Regions from separate parts of the Mus musculus genome. Here region 1 is linked to region 2. Evidence: chromatin loops called from intact Hi-C (ENCODE). Cell type or tissue: left cerebral cortex. All regions are shown on one strand.

Region 1 (5,000 bases), 630 kb before region 2:
AGTGAGTTCCAGGACAGCCAGGGCTACAGAGAAACCCTGTCTCAAAAAAAGAAAAAAAGAAATTAACACTCGCCGTCCCTTCTTAAGAGCAGGACTAATATACATATCAAGCTATTTGGACAGAGGAAGTTTGTATACGTACTTCGGTGGAAAGGGCATCCTTTAAAATGGAGAGGCTTCCCGGTCGTGGACCCAGTTCCTTTTTCTCCTGTACACAACGCACGAAAATTTTCTGCAGTTTTGGGAACAATATCTGCAAACAATTCTAAAACAATTCGGCCAACTGAAGGAAAAGAAAAGGACATCTTGTCAGTGTGCAAACTGAACAGGCAAACCAAACGGAGATAACGAATTACACAACCAGTGGCTAACACCTCATCCAACGTGTCATTCAGTTCTCTTTAACCACGTCACTAACTGGAGTCACAATGCTGTGGACAGATCTTCTGCGCTTACCACTCTTTAAATGAAATTGTGCATCCTTTAACTGCCATCTTCCCAGGCTATGGTACCTATCATGCTACTTCTCTAAGTTCAACTTTTTAAAGAGTCCACAAACGTGAGAGCCTATTGTAGGTTATTTCATGCACCATACTATCCTCTAGAGTTAACTACAAAGTTATAAATAAGATTTCCCTCTTTTAAAGGCCAGTGTTATATTCTACTGTGTATACAGCACGGTGTATGTTCTCATGCTTTGACAGACACTAGATTGGTGCTGTGTGTGTTGGCTACTGTGAATAACGCTGCAGTGCCTCGGGTATGCATACAAACTTCATCTCCCTTGAAAATAAGCCCAAACACGGAACTGTCAGATCCGTGTCACTGTCATCTCATTGTCATTTTTCTACGATTCCTATTTAGTCTAAGGAAAGCTTCGTAGATCTAAACTTGAAACAACACAAGATTATAACTAATTACAGCATCCAGGCGATTAGCTGCCTAGGAAGCACAACATGGTTTAATGTACAAAGGATTTAAAACCCTAAATCACTTAAATAATATTCAGACTTTTAAATTTTTTTATTCTGGGCTGGAGAGATGGCTCAGTGGTTAAGAGCACTGACTGCTCTTCCGAAGGTCCTGAGTTCAAACCCCAGCAACCACATGGTGGCTCACAACCATCTGAAATGAGATCTGATGTCCTCTTCTGAAGGCATCTGAAGACAGCTACAGTGTACTTAGATATAATCATAAATAAATCCTTAAAAAATATTTTTAAAAAAATTTTATTTTATGTGTGAGGCTGAGGCATGTAGTGTGGAGATCATGGGACAATCGCTGGGATTCAGGGTTGGTGGCAGACACCTTTACCTGCTGACCTATCTCAGGGGCCCTGCACTCAGAATTTCTAATCGCTAAGTAACTAACAGAAGACATAGTCCACTCTGTGTTCTATGGAAACTGCCTTTTGTAACCTCTGAAACAGTTCCCTTCTCAAGAATCCAAGAGACAGTTAACAATAAAATCTGTTACAAAACAAAGTGAATGCATATATACCCGTGTGTGTACCCATCCCAGCAGGTCTGGCCTACAACTCTAACATGCTTCAGAAAAGCCCAATTGAGTTACAAAGCAACACGAGGGCTTATGACAGTGTTTCTCAACCTTCTTAATGCTTCCACCCTTTAATATAGTTCCTCATCATAACTGTAAGTTTGCTACTGTTACGATTAGTAATGAAAATATCTGATATGCAACTCGGTGAAATGGTCGTTTAACAACCCACCCTCCAAGGAGTTTCCTCCACCCACCGGTTAAGCCACTGGCTTAGGGCTTCTTAGCTCTGAATCCTAGGTAACCATACAGACATAGTGCTCAATTCCATGATGCCAAAACAGCACAAACGATCGCCTACTTAAACTGCTACTATAATCAGTAATAAGGAAAAAGCACTAAGCACGAAAGTCACTCTAATTTGAAAATGATCTGGTAGCTCCCAATGTAGTTCGTGTACCAAGAGGCACGTGGCGTGTCTTGAGCCCCCCAGGCACATATCCAGGAAGCATACCGAACTATCCACCACTACTCGTCAAATCATTTCACTTTATAGTAAGTAGTGATGCAAAGGTTGCAGGGAAGTGCGATCAAAAAGAGACAAACGATAGGGACGCCACGATCCCTAAAGTAGAAGTAGAAATTTCCAGAAACTTCCACCGGAAGGGAGAGGGCGCAATCTGGACTCGTGGAGGCCAGGGCTCGCTCCGTCTGGGACCTAGGCTGCTATCCCCCTCCGGATCCCAGGCCCCGAGCCGCCGAACAGCCAGCGGGCCAAGGAGAACCGCAGCAGGGAGGCCCCGGGCGAGGGAACCGCTGAGCCGTTCGCGCCGCTCACCTCGCTCCCCGCCGATGTCCACGTCAAAGAAGACTCGCGGGTTCTTGGAGTTGGAGGGCTTGGCTGCCGGGGATGCGTGGGACATCTTCACTGCGGGCACTGGGCAGCGGGACACGAGCACCTCGTGCGCGAGACCGGAGCAAACTCTACTGCCCCTCTACGTTATAACCTGGCAACGCGCGGAAGAGTTACTTCCTGCGCACCGCCGGAAGCTGTACTCTGGTTTCCGGTGGCGCCTTCACCTTCCGGTTTCTGCGCCTGGCCCCTAATGCTTCTCTTTAGGTGGCTGTAGTGGCCGTCGGTTTCTTTTTAGTGTGTGCGCCGTTCCCTGGTGTTTGCTGCATCGCTGGGTGGAGAATTTGGAAACCATCCTAGCCTCGACTCTGCCACGAAATGCCAGTAACTACAACGAAACTTAGTTTACTCGTCTGTAAAATGGGGATAAAAATGCCTCCTCTGAGCAGACATGGTGGCTAGGCGGCACGACCTGAGTCTGATCCCCAGGATCCGTAAGGTGAAAGGAAAGAATGTTATCACCCAGTTGCCATCTGATCTCCACGAGTATGTCGTAGCATGCACACAGAAGCGCACATACATAAATTAATTGGTGCCTTCTTTTTCTTAATGCCTACCTACCTAGGGAAGGCGTTTTGGAAATTAAAGACATAAATTACTTATCAGAATGCCTGACATAAACATGTGGCTTCTAATAAATAACAGATGTCCAGTTACTATTGCCATGTTATTGTCATTTGGCCGTTAAGTTGTAAGTGACCCAGTCTAAAGCAAAGGCTCCAAATGCGCTGATGTTGAGAATCTAAAAGAGGATTTATTTGACTTCTGTTAAAACTAGATATCCTATAATAGTCTGTCTTTTTTTTTTTTTTCTAATGGGCTTGGTGTAAAATACACAACTTAAAGTTGAATGTGGTTATTCAGTACTGAGGAGGTAGAAGCAGGACGATCTATGTGAGTTCCAGGCCAGCCTGAGCTATGCCAGTAAGAATTTAAAAAGTGGCCATCCAGAGACTGTCCCACCTGAGGATTCATCCCATATACAGTCACCAAATCCTGACACTATTGTAGATGCCAAGAAATGCTTGCTGACAGGAGCCTGATATAGCTGTATATAGAGGCCCTGCCAGAGCCTTACAAATACAGAGGCGGATGCTCACAGTCAACCATTGGACTGAGGGGGTTGGGGGTCCCAATTGAGGAGTTAAGGAAAGAATTGAAGGAGCTGAAGGGGTTTGCAACCCCATAGGAAGAACAACAATATCAACCAACAGAGTTCTCAGGCACTAAGCCACCAACCAAGGAGTACACATAGCTCCGGCTACATGTATAGCAGAGAATGCCCTTGTCAGGCAACAATGGGAGGAGAGGTTCTTGATCCTATGAAGGCTGGATAGATGCCCCAATGTAGGGGAATTGAGGGTGGGAGTGAGTGGTGGGTGGAGGAACACCCTCATAGAAGCAGGGGGAGGGGGTGGGATAGGGAGTTTCTGGGAGTGAGAAGCCAGGAAAGGGGATAACATTTTGAAGTGTACATAAAGAAAATATGCAATTTTTAAAAAAGAATAAGAAAGTACATTTAGGACGAGTAGCTTTGGCATAGGCCTGTTATGCCAGTAGTTGATTCCATGCCAGGAGAATCCAAAGTTCAAGTTAGCCTGGGCTAAGTAAAGAGGCACTCACTCCAAAAAGACAAAAAAGGAGGTAAAACATTGTTAAGACTGGCCAGGTGGCACTTATGAGGTAGAAACAGGAAGATGGATAGTCCCAGGTTAGTCAGTACTACAGAACGAGACCTTACCTTTAAAAAATAAATAAATAAACCAGCCCAGGAAAAAAATTAACCAGCCCAAGTTGGTACCCAGCACCTATAATCTCCGCACTAGAGGCAAGAGTATCAGGAGCTAAACACCCAAACAAGCTCGCTCTTCTGTAAGTTGCCTTGTTCATGGTATTTAATCACAGCAACAGGAAAGTAATTAGTTCAGATCAGCAAAGCAGTTGGAATCTTCTATCCTGGTCATGTCCGGGCAGCAAACTGGTCATTTATATTTTGTCTTGCACATGACAATGATAAAGTTAATTAAAATGTGTGCTCAGGGGTCTGAGAAGATGTCTCACTCAATATGCAGGCGGATCCCTGGCACCCACTCAAAGGCTGGGTGGGGTGGGCACACAGTGGTCCCAGTGCTAAGGAAGATGATTCCTGGAGCAAATTGGCCAGTCGATGTGCTCGAAGTTAAAGGAGAGACCCTATCTCAAAAAATAAGATGGAGACCTGCCATACTCAATATCAAACTCTGCCCTCTACATTCATACACACATCCAGACAAACACATGCAGACAATACACACACACACACACACACACACGTTGCTGTTGTTCTAATCTACTAACTTGAAATCACTGAGGGCAGTCTGGAATGCGTAGAAAAACTCTCCTAAAAGGAAACACAAGAAGGAGGAGAGAGAAGAAAAGCTAGGGGCAAGCTGAGAATGCTGGCTCCATTCTCATAAGAAGGAAACTGGACAGGATGATTCTGTTGTTGTACAAGTGTCTGGGTGTGAAAACTGATGTAAAAGTTACTCTCCCGCTACCTAGGATTTTTTCCACAGTAAGTGGCTTTTTATGAAATTCGTATTACTAGAAC
Region 2 (5,000 bases):
CAACCCTGCCTTTTCCCATCGAGAAGTAGCTGTGAGGGGCTGCAGTGTTGTGGCATGCCCCATTTGCTCTCTGGACAGTCTTTGATTCCAGGCTCCTTCCCTTGTTGCTCAAGACCTTAAGGGGTCTAAGAACTGTTTTTCCTTACTAGGAATCAAGTTGAGGTTTTCATGAGTGCTGGATGTTCCTTGCCAGTTAGCTTCTCCCCTGTGCCCGTCTAAGGTCTGCATGAGAAGCCCTACTAAGCAGATCTGTTCCAATACAGAGGGGCTCAATACCACAATCCTTATCTAGATCAAACCTTCCATTCTATTCCTTGTAGGTTTGAATTATGTTACACTGTGATGGTCCTAAGCCTGTCTCAGCACTCCAGGGTCATCTACCACCTTTAAGGCTGACAACTGCTATGTTAGCCATGCTTCTCAATTCCCCTCTGCCCTGTAGCACAACATGTTCGCAGGTGTCTCGGATCAAAATTGCTTTCTTTAGTGGGAGGAGAGGGACATCTCCTGCCTACCGCCAAGTGTCATGAATATTGGGTTGGTTTATACACCAGCCATTATGGTGAAAGTCAGGCTTGTAATGTTATCTTTTATTTTTTGAGATTATAATATAACTATATTACATCATATCTTTCTCCCTTCCCTTTCTTCCCTCCAAACCCTCCCACACACCCCTTCTTGCTCTCTTTCAAACTCATGGCATCTATTCTCCATTAATTGATTAATAGCTCTCTCTCCTCACTTAAATAAATAAGCACATCCTACTCGGTATTATTTGTGTACATTTTCAATGCGATTTGGATTTGAACAACCAATCATTGTGCTCTCTCTGAGGAAGACTGTTTCTCCCACTCCAAGTGGTCCTTAGTTGTCTGTAGAACTTTGTGTAGGGTTGAGGTCTTCTGGGCTTTCCCCATCTACTTTGGCATTATCTGTTGATTTGGTTCTTGTTCAGCTCAGGGTTAGGCAGCCATATTGATGGATTTTATGGGCAGAGCTTCTGCCATTCATTCCTAGGAGACACCACTCAGAGAAAACTCTCTGGTCTCACAATCTCTCTGCTAGTTCTTCCAAAATATCCCTGAGCCTCCACTGTGAGCTGTTTGTTTCTGCTCGTTGTGATGGTCCACTGATAGGATACGCTGAAGAGGCAGAGGCAGGAGGATTCTAAGTGGATGGGTTCCTAAAAGAAGTGTTCTGGACAATTCTCTGGACAGGCAAAATGTTCTGTCTTCTTTCCCCATCTGCATTCAAGTACTCATAAATTATTTTTGGTTTTTGTATATCACTTTTCCTGGGAGACATGAACTGATGATGGGTAAGGAACAGATGATATATCAAAATATGGATACTACCAAAGTCCAGCTTGGTGAGCCAGTGGGTTTTATTTATGTTAGTTATAGGAATATGGGTAAAGGGTTATTTATAGGAGCAGAAATGATGTAAACAAAGCTGCATCTAGCCCAGCCCAGCATGAGTGACCACTCACAAAAGCTAGAAACCTGGGGAACACTGATCATCTTACAGGCAGCTCAACAGGCTGGGGAGTGTCTCTTTTAGGCAGATAAACTGATCTGAGCCTCTTTCCAGGCAGCTCAGGTTCTCCGAGAGTGTCTCTCAACAATCCTTACTGCTTATGAGAGACCTGCCAGTGAATCTGTTCAGTTTCAGGAACTTCCTGGAAGTCTTTACCTTATTTACTTCTTGGATCAAGAAGCTTATCTGCAGGACAGAATGTTTCTCTCCCTTGAAAGCATCTCATATCTTAAGAAGCTTTCCTCCAAGATGTAGGGTTTTTTCCTCAGAGGACACTGCTATACAACATTGGTTAAGAAAATATAATTTTGTTTTTAGTGGGCTCAAGTGTAAACTAGAGTTTCATTTGCTACCATCTCTTTAATTCACACTGCATTGGCAAAACCAGTATGTATTTATTGGTCTGTTAATGTTGGCATTAGTCATGCTTGCTGGTTGTACTCTTCAGATGGCTAGGATAAAGATAAGTAATAATTTTGCTTTTCTGTAATAATGGTTTCTGTAACAATGCGGTCTTACTTGAGGCTTGACTTTATGATCTATTATGATGCAGAATATATGAGCTCTCAGACTTCCAGTCCCTTGTTGTAAAAAACAGCATCCCAGAGTACAGATGTGAGTTAAGTGTCTGTAGAATGTGTTTACTTTTATGTCTTTGGCTATGTGTGTGTTTGTACATCTCTGTGCTTGCTTGTATTAATGGGTATTGTTTGTTTCTTGCACACAGATACATATAAATATATGTTAGTTGTGTAGAATTGTTGTGTAAGTGATGTAGATTTGGCATGCATGTGCATGGTGTTTCTCTGTGATGTCAGGTTTGAAAATCCATGGTTGCTGGCTAAGCACTTTGCACAGAAAGGTAAAGACTACCCTCTAGTGTTCAACAGGAGACATTGCCCTGCCTCAGCAATGTCTGAATTGCCTTAAATAAAGTTGACTCCAGGGATGCTGGGTTGTTCCCCCCATCTACAAGACCATGTGTCCAGGCCTGTTCTTGAGATGCACAAGAGGACATTGGTTTCTGGAGTTTAGTATTTGTGAAACAGCGAAGGCTCAATGAACAGGAAGCTGTTTGATGGTGTGGAGTACAAGTAATGATAACAAAACAAACAAACAAACAAACAACAAACACCACTCCCCCCCAACCCAAACAAACAAACCTCTCATACATTCTGGGACTGATGCAGGGTCACTTAGGAGCTGAAGGGACAGGGAGAGGGCGAGTCACACTAAGTTTCTATGAGACAAGTCAGGGGCAAGGTTGTAGAAACATTTTTTTTCTGCAGTATATAAACTAATCCCTGGTCTTTACAGTTGCATTTCCCTGTGTCCAAGAAGGAGGCTCTGTAGTGTATGATTGTCTTATGGCCCTGCCTGGGCAGGGCTGGGGTTCATTGCTTCTTGAGCATATGGGAGCTGATAATGTCAGGAACTGAGCCCAACTAATTATGTACTCTGTAATGTGATTCTCTAAATACAAGATGGGTGCCACTTATCCATTTACAAGATGAGAAAACTGAGTCCCAAAAAGCTGCATAACCCACCCAAGTTCACAAATTTGAGACATTTGAAGGTCAAAACAGCTTCCTTATTCACTACTAGCAATTTCAGAGTAAAGACATGCAAGCAAGGGCAGGGAGCTTGCTTGTAATTTATCACAGTGGAACAAAAGTACCAGGGCCTTAAGAAAACATGTCAAAGTCTTAGTAAGTGTGTAAAACCCAACCTTTTCAATAAGTGATTGCCTTAGGGTTTTAGTGCTATGAACAGACACCATGTTCAAGGCAACTCTTATAAGGACAACATTTAATTGGGGCTGGCTTACAGGTTCAGAGATTCAGTCCATTATTATCAGGGCTGGAGTATGGCAGTGTCCAGGCAGGCTTGACACAGGTGGATCAGAGAGTTCTACGTCTTGTTACAAAGGCAAACAGGAGAAGACTGGCTTTAGGAAGCTGGGATGAGGGTCTTAAAGCCCACACCCACAGGGTCACACCTACTCCAATGAGGTCACACCTCCAAATAGTGCCACTCCCTGGGCCAAGCATATACAAACCATGACAGTGATGTTGAGAAAATAGTTACAGATCCACACATAAAGATGAACCTTTATTTTATATCACATATAAAAATTAAGTTGTAATGAGTCAGAGACAAAAATTTGAAACTATAAAACAGTTAGGAAAAAGCCATGGGGATAAAGCCTTTGCCATTGGCTTTGAGTTCTGCTCACCACAGTACAACCAATATGCTCATTCCTTGATGCTGGTTTTAGCAGTGACTTCCAGAACATGACAGGGGAATTATGAATGATTATGGAAGAAGATGTAAGGTAAATTGGGCTTAAAATTGAAAATGTATGCACACCAGAAAATATTATAAACAGAGTATCAAGGTAATCATGGGTGGAAGACAGGATTTGCAAACAGAATTCTTATCGGCATTGAGAACTAGGAATATATAAAGACCTCCCCCAGCTCAGCAACAAGCCCTAAACAGCCTTATAGGAACTAAGAAAAGGGACAAAGTGAAGATGCCCACTGTCCCCCTTCTCAAAACAGTACTAAAAGTTCTAGGTAGACCAATTAGGAAAGAGATGAAAGGTAAAAAGGAAAGGAGGAAGTTAAGTTGTTTAATGAGGGCACAATCTTATGTGTAGAAGTCCCCATGAAAAAACTGGAAAACATAAATTACCTAACCCAGGAAATTTGTAGGGTACAAAAATCAGTGGAATTTTTATTCATTGATAATAAGCTGAGAAGGAAAGAAAAATATCTCCGTTAATAATAGCAAAATAAACAAGTAAATAAATTAGTGAAATGTTTAGGGATAAAGTTAGTCAGAACTTTGTGTCCGAGGTCATAAGGCACCAATGAGAAAATAAGAGAGTTATTCTATGTCCACAGCTTTAAAGGACGGATATTGCCTACCCAGAGTGATCTACAAATTCAACACAATCTATTAAAATCCCAACATCGTCTCCTAGACATAAGAAAAACAATACCAAAACTTGTATGGAGTCCCAAAAGGGCCAGAGTTGTTTTGTTTTTGAACAAAAAGAACAAAGCTGGCGATTTCATGCTCATTGGTTTCAAAATATGAAGTCTGTGTAATGAAGACTGAGTGCTGCCGTCATACAGACAGACACATAGATCAGTGCCACCCTCCGAGGACCTTTGAAGTAGTTAGATGGAATGAGTCTCTTCAGTAAGGGCGGGATTGGGAAACTGGGGAACTGTATGTAGAAGGATGAAGTAGGATCTTTATGCTGCTAACAAAAATTAACTCAGAATAATTAAAATATCAATATAGATTTGAAACCACAAAAACTAGAAGACAGGCTGTCTGTAGGACATTTGAAAATCAGTGACAATGTGGAAGAACGCTGTCCATTGTGGGTGGTGCTACCTCTGGGCTGGTGGTCCTGGGTGTTATAAAAAAACTCAGGCTGAGCAAACCAT

Evidence for each region. Hi-C counts contacts between places; a loop is a spot of excess contacts. Peaks named below come from ENCODE experiments on the same cell type or tissue, not always from the same donor. Only the 100,000 strongest peaks of a DNase experiment are listed, where the experiment ranks them.
Region 1: it touches region 2 in a loop (6-fold over the local background); 30 of 42 quality-filtered maps call a loop at or near these places.

What each region holds. Positions count from the first base shown.
Region 1 is chr3:79,588,893-79,593,892 of GRCm38, reverse strand. Ppid (peptidylprolyl isomerase D (cyclophilin D)) reads right to left here and starts at 2,556. Exons shown (of 10, transcript NM_026352.4): 1 at 2,336-2,556; 2 at 143-283. The coding sequence starts at 2,420. In left cerebral cortex, a CTCF peak has its summit at 2,481; a DNase peak (open chromatin) is centred at 2,542; H3K4me3 peaks cover 1,796 bases; H3K27ac peaks cover 1,074 bases.
Region 2 is chr3:78,956,413-78,961,412 of GRCm38, reverse strand. No RefSeq gene overlaps it. Among named protein-coding and RNA genes, the nearest start is that of Gm23440, 21 kb to the left of the region's middle. In left cerebral cortex, a CTCF peak has its summit at 2,424 (motif pointing left); a DNase peak (open chromatin) is centred at 2,381.